Regions from separate parts of the Mus musculus genome. Here region 2 is linked to region 1. Evidence: chromatin contacts called from ENCODE Hi-C or POLR2A ChIA-PET data. All regions are on one chromosome and are shown on one strand. The core of a region is the stretch at or near the end of the contact, and the rest is flanking DNA. Distances in the headings are between cores, read along the strand shown.

Region 1 (2,700 bases), core at 193-2,692:
AACCAAACAGGGACTCTGCCAGCTGAGGTACATCCTCAGCCCCATAGAAGCACAAAACAAAACTGGACGTCTTCTTTCCCTCAGTCCTCTTCTTGACATAAACATCTTGACAGATGTCATTATTTGTCCACGTATGACCAGAAGAGGCTTGGCTGACACTCGGAAGTCAACTCTACCCCTTTTTAGACTCCCATAAGATAGCCAGCTATTTCCCCAGGATAAGGCACATTGCCCTTTTCACTCAACTCAAGATTTAGTAGAGAGAAGTTCACAGCAAAGAAAGGAACGATTTGGGCTGGAGAGATGGCTCAGTGGTTAAGAGCACTGACTGCTCTTCTGAAGGTCCCGAGTTCAAATCCCAGCAACCACATGGTGGCTTACAACCATCCATAATGAGATCTGACACCCTCTTCTGGTGTGTCTGAAGACAGCTACAGTATACTTAGATATAATAATAAATAAGTCTTTAAAGAAAAAAAAAAGAAAGGAACGATTTAGCACAGATTAGTGACCTGCTTATGCTTGGGGCATTGGAGTAGAAGCTAAGTATTCTTAAGGCAACTTAAGCACTATTTAAATAGCTCCTGAGGGTCATCCAGATGTCTTGGGTAAAGGTACTTGCCACCATGCCTGATAATCTGAATTCAGTCCCTGGCAGCCACATGGTAAAAGTGAGAGCTCACTAGTCCATTCACCTCCACACACACAAAATGAAATAAATGGGGAAAAAATGTGATTTTTAAAAAAGGACTGTTGGGCCGGGCAGTGATGGCGCTCACCTTTAATCCCAGCACTTGGGAGGCAGAGGCAGGTGAATTTCTGAGTTCAAGGCCAGCCTGGTCTACAGAGTGAGTTCCAGGACAGCCAAGGCTACACAGAGAAACCCTGTCTCGAAACTCCCCCCCCCCCAAAAAAAAGGACTGTTGGTATCAGTGATAGACCCTCTTCCCTTTACATAAATTGTTGGGGCAGGGTGATTTGACTCCCTGCATGACAGCTGTTGGATCCTTCCCAGGTGTCTCCTTACCTTAACTGACAGACTGTCAACCAGCAGCCAGCCAAACTGCCTTTTGTTGACCATACCCAACTTTCAACTCAGTTCTTAGGTTGGTGAGGAGATGCAGCAGAAGCAGAGACAGTGAGGCAGCAGCCACTGCTGCAGCAGCTAGGGATGAGTCGCATTAATGAGGGGCTGGGGGGCCATGGAAGGAAAGAGGAAGTGGGAGAGAGGAAGGAGCTGAGGCTGAAGGTAGACGGACGGTGAAGAACCAGAGAACCCTGTGGGCCTCTGTCACTGGAAGTGTTCCAGGAGCTGACAAGCTTAAAGGATGGAGGATCCCAGCACCAAGGCCCAGGGATTATAAATACTTGCTGCTGTTGAGGTCTGAGTCCCAGTACTCAGCCCAAGAACAGCGATACCAGCCACCAGAGCTACAGCTCCCCCTCCTGGCCAGCTGAGGTCCCAGCGTCTGATCCTGCTTTCAAGAGTTGCAGCACCAAGCTGGGCAGGAGTGGAGCACACCTTTAATCCCAGCACTCTGGAGGCAGAAGCAGGAGGACCTTTTGGATTTGAGGCCAGCCTGGTCTACAGAGTGCGTCCCAAGACAGCCCGGGCTACCAGAGAAACTCTGTATCCGGAAACAGCAACACAGTTGCAGCATCCGCAGCGGCAGCTGGAAGCAGAGGATTGTGAAAGCGGCCAGGCATTAGAGGTTACAGCACAGAGCTGCAAGCCGCTGGCCCAAGGCTTTGGCGCCACAGGTTCTGGCATCTAGAGCCTGGAGCAATAGGCCCTGAGCCTTAGGCACCCAACAGCTGGGACTGCCAGTTCTGGAAGAGCTTACTGCCTACCAATAATTCCTAGCTCAGTAGAGCCCAAGGGCACCAGTCAGCTTACTGAAAAACAATTAAATAGCTTGTCTTTCATCTTCCTCCTGGGGGCTTTTTATACTTGAAGAGTGAGGGTTTGTTTTCAAATCAGTGAGCCTCACAGAAGGCTTGTAATTAAATTTTAAAAGCTTTAGGTGTTTAGAGAGATGGCTCAGAGGTTAAGAGCCTATGCTGTTCTTCCAGAGTATGCAAGGACAGTTCCCAGCACCCATGTCTGATGGCTCACAGTCACCTGTAACTCCAGCTTTAGGGGAACTGACACCTTCTTTAGGGCACGGGCCACAGCTCAAGTGTGGAAATCAGAGGACAATGTCAGGAGTCAATTCTCTCCTCCCACCACGTGGTTTTGGGGGACTGAACTCAGATTGTCAAGTTTGGTGGCAAGTGCCTTTTTTTGCTGTCCCCTCGTTGGCCCCTAACAATGTCTTGTAGCAATGGGTCCAGATTTGGTTAGCCAGGAATTTGCTGTATAGACCAGGCTGCCCTGTCTCTTTCTCCCAAGTGCTAGGGTCAAGGATGAATGTACGCTACCACCCCAGGCTCTCCAGCCCCATTAATTTTACTTTTAAACTATTTTTATTGTTTTAATTATGTGTATGCGACTGTGTGTATGTGTATGCATGTGAGTGCAGGTGCTTGTGGAGGCCAGAGACATCAAAGACCCCTAGAGCTGGAGTTATAGACGATTGTGAGGTGCTGGATACCAGCATGCTAGGAACCAAAGCCGAGTCCTCTGAAAGAGCAGTACATGCTCTTAATCACCGAGTCAGCTCTCCAATCCCCTCTTACTTTTTATTTTGAGAGAGAGTC
Region 2 (2,851 bases), core at 113-2,612, 36 kb after region 1:
ATGTTGGGTGGGCCTTAGAAAGAGTGGGAACTCCAGGCTGGGGAGCTGATGCACTCCCAGTAAAGTGCTTGCCACACACACACACACAGGGACCACAGTTCAATCCTCAGCACCCACATAAACATCCAGGGTGAGCAACATGAACTTTAAACCCAGTGCTGGAAACATAGAGACAGAAGGCCCCTTGGCTTGCTGATCAGGCAGCCTCATCTAATCTGTGTGCCTCAGGTCTCAGAGAAAGACCCTGTCTCACTCTGTGACTTTAGGTAAATTCCAGCATCCTCTGCCGAATTGGGTTGATAAAACTCCTGTAGGAGCGAGCGCTCTGAAGGCCTGCAGTCAGCTTAGCCGCTGTGAACTCCCAGCTTTGCCTAACTTCCCTGGAGTGTAAGCAAATACTCTCTAAAAATCAAACATCGGCCCCCGGCAATGTAGCAGGAGGACATTTTTAAGAAGCAGAGATGTTTGTTTGGTTTGGTTTTAAAAGACAGGATCTCTACGTAGCCCCAAGTGGCCTGAAACTTGCTTACAATGTAGATCAGGCTGGCCTGAAGCTTACAGAGACCCTCCCGCCCTGCCACCTGAGTGCTGGATTAAAGGCACTTACCTGCTTTTCATTTTCCTAAGCAACACTTATTTTTTTCTTCTAAGGTTGTTCCTTGCCCTCATTATAAGAGTCAGAATTCATGAAACACTTCTTTTCCCCTGGCTCCATGACTCATCAGGTGGAGGCCCTTGGCACCAAGTCGGATGACTTCAGTTCAGTCCTCCGTGCCCACACAGTGAGAGGCAAGAACCAACTCCCACACGTTGTCCTCCATCTTCCCTGCTTGATCCTGGAAACACACACATACACCCCTGAACACACACAAGCCCAAACACACACACACACAAGCGCACACACACACAGCTCTAGAGCTATCCTCCTGCCTCCGCATCCCCAGCACTGAAATTACAGGTGTATCCCAGCAGGCCCAGCTGCTCAGAATTTTTGCAGCTATAGTTGATGTGACCTGGCTTCACTCTTCTCAGTGACACAGTATGAGAAGCTGTGTCCAAAAACGGGCACACACCGTGCCACAGGCAGAAGCTTACCCAAGGCCTCCGCTCGAGCCTGGCAGAACACTCCAAGCTGTTTGCATACCTTGAATGCCATGGCAGCAAATCAAGGCCTGTCAGACACGGGGATTTATGGCAGACTATATAGAACATCGAGCTCTGGTCAGACATCTAGGAGACCCTTCCAGCAACAGGACGCCATACAAGGAAGCTTCGTCTCACAGGCTGGGACGTGGGGAGGAGTCAGAAAGGACAGTTTTGTTGCTCACCAAGAGGGAATCTCTGCCCTGATAGACATCAAGAGACAGGAGACAGAGTTTGCCATGAGAGTCAGTCTCATGGCAAGGGGTTTTTGGTAACATAACAAAGAATCAGAAACTTCAATGTACAAAAGAGCTTTTAATCAAAATGAATGGGGACTAAGGTTGGAACTTAGTGGATAGTGTAATCAATTAGAATGGAAGAAGCCCTGGGTTCAGTTCCCAGTACCACAAAAAACCAGGCATTGTGGTGGTTTGTATGTGCTTGGCTCTGGGAGTGGCACTATCAGAATGTGTGGCCCTGTGAAAGTAGGTGGGAACTTGTTAGAGCATGTGTATCACTGTGGGCAGGGGCTTTAAGACCCTTATCCTAGCTGCCTGGAAGTAAGTATTCTGCTAGCAGCCTTCAGATGAAGATGTAGACCTCTCAGTTCCTCCTGCACCATGCCTGCCTGGATGCTGCCATGTTCCCACCTTGATGAAAATGATCTGAGCCTCTGAAACTGTAAGTCAGCCCCAATTTAATGTTGTCCTTATAAAAGTTGCCTTGGTCACGGTGTCTGTTCACAGAAGTAAAACCCTAAGACAGGCATAGTGGTACACATCTGTAATGCCAGCACCTGGGAGGTACAGGCAGGAGAATCATTAGTTCAAAGTCATCTTCAGATACATTAGGAGTTTGAGGCCAGCCTGGGCTACACGAGACCTTATCTCCAGAAAAAGAAAAAACTGGATTTGAGCCATCTGTGACATTTTCAAGGTGCCTGACCCACACAGCTGTTTTACTTGACTGAGTCTTCAATACTCCTTTATTTACTGAACATAGTTCACATGTGTAATCCTGAGCAATTGGGGAGACAGTGTAAGAAAAGACAGAGATGGAAAGTTTGCTCTGTGTTAGAGATCAGCTTAGAGATGATCCTTAAAAGGTACCTCACACCTGCAATTCCAGCATTCAGGAGACAGAGGCAAGAGGATCATTACAAGTTTGGGTCCAGCCTGGGCTACACAGTGAGTTCTAGGAGGCTCACAACCATAGATAAGGCCAGCCCTCTTCGGGGCTCTGTGGGTACTGTATGTATGCATGTGATGCCGGTACATACCCACAGGCAAAACACTCACAGACATTAATTAAGAAAGGAAGAAAGAAACAAAGAAACAAAGAAGGAAACAAAAAGGAAGAAACAGCCGGGTGTGGTGGCACATGCCTTTAATCCCAGCACTTGGGAGGCAGAGGCAGGCGGATTTCTGAGTTTGAGGCCAGCCTGGTCTACAAAGTGAGTTCCAGGACAGCCAGGGCTATACAGAGAAACCCTGTCTCAAAAAAAAAAAAAAAAAAAAAAAAAAAAAAAGGAAGAAACAAAGGAAGAAAGGATCCTTCCTTACAAATCAATGAAAAATGCAAATATCTCTATTTATTTATTTTTGAGACTAGATTTCATGTAGCTAAGACTGGCCTGAACTCACTATGTAGCTAAGTCTGTCCTTGGACTATCTCTCCTCCTACCTCTACCTCTCAAGAACTGGGATTA

Evidence for each region. A loop is a pair of places that touch in the nucleus more often than their neighbours do. ChIA-PET counts read pairs that join two places held with the same protein, here RNA polymerase II (POLR2A).
Region 2: POLR2A ChIA-PET joins it to region 1 with 20 read pairs in Patski. The contact joins the promoter of 4833427F10Rik here to the enhancer-like site in region 1. A Hi-C loop is called at or near these places in 4 of 37 maps with a recorded cell type or tissue (T-helper 2 cell, heart and left cerebral cortex). POLR2A ChIA-PET finds 5 or more read pairs at or near these places in 2 of 5 experiments (Patski and embryonic stem cell).

What each region holds. Positions count from the first base shown.
Region 1 is chr17:35,735,042-35,737,741 of GRCm38, forward strand. No RefSeq gene overlaps it. Among named protein-coding and RNA genes, the nearest start is that of Gm4577, 32 kb to the left of the region's middle. Within about 2 kb of position 1,443, at least 2 of the 3 ENCODE cell types and tissues checked have a DNase peak (open chromatin) inside an H3K27ac peak, as active enhancers do; they include heart, where a contact is called at or near this core.
Region 2 is chr17:35,771,088-35,773,938 of GRCm38, forward strand. It overlaps 4833427F10Rik (RIKEN cDNA 4833427F10 gene), which reads left to right and starts at 1,363. Exons shown (of 3, transcript NR_045459.1): 1 at 1,363-1,824. Gm32409 (a long non-coding RNA gene) reads right to left here. Exons shown (of 4, transcript XR_876780.2): 4 at 2,737-2,851.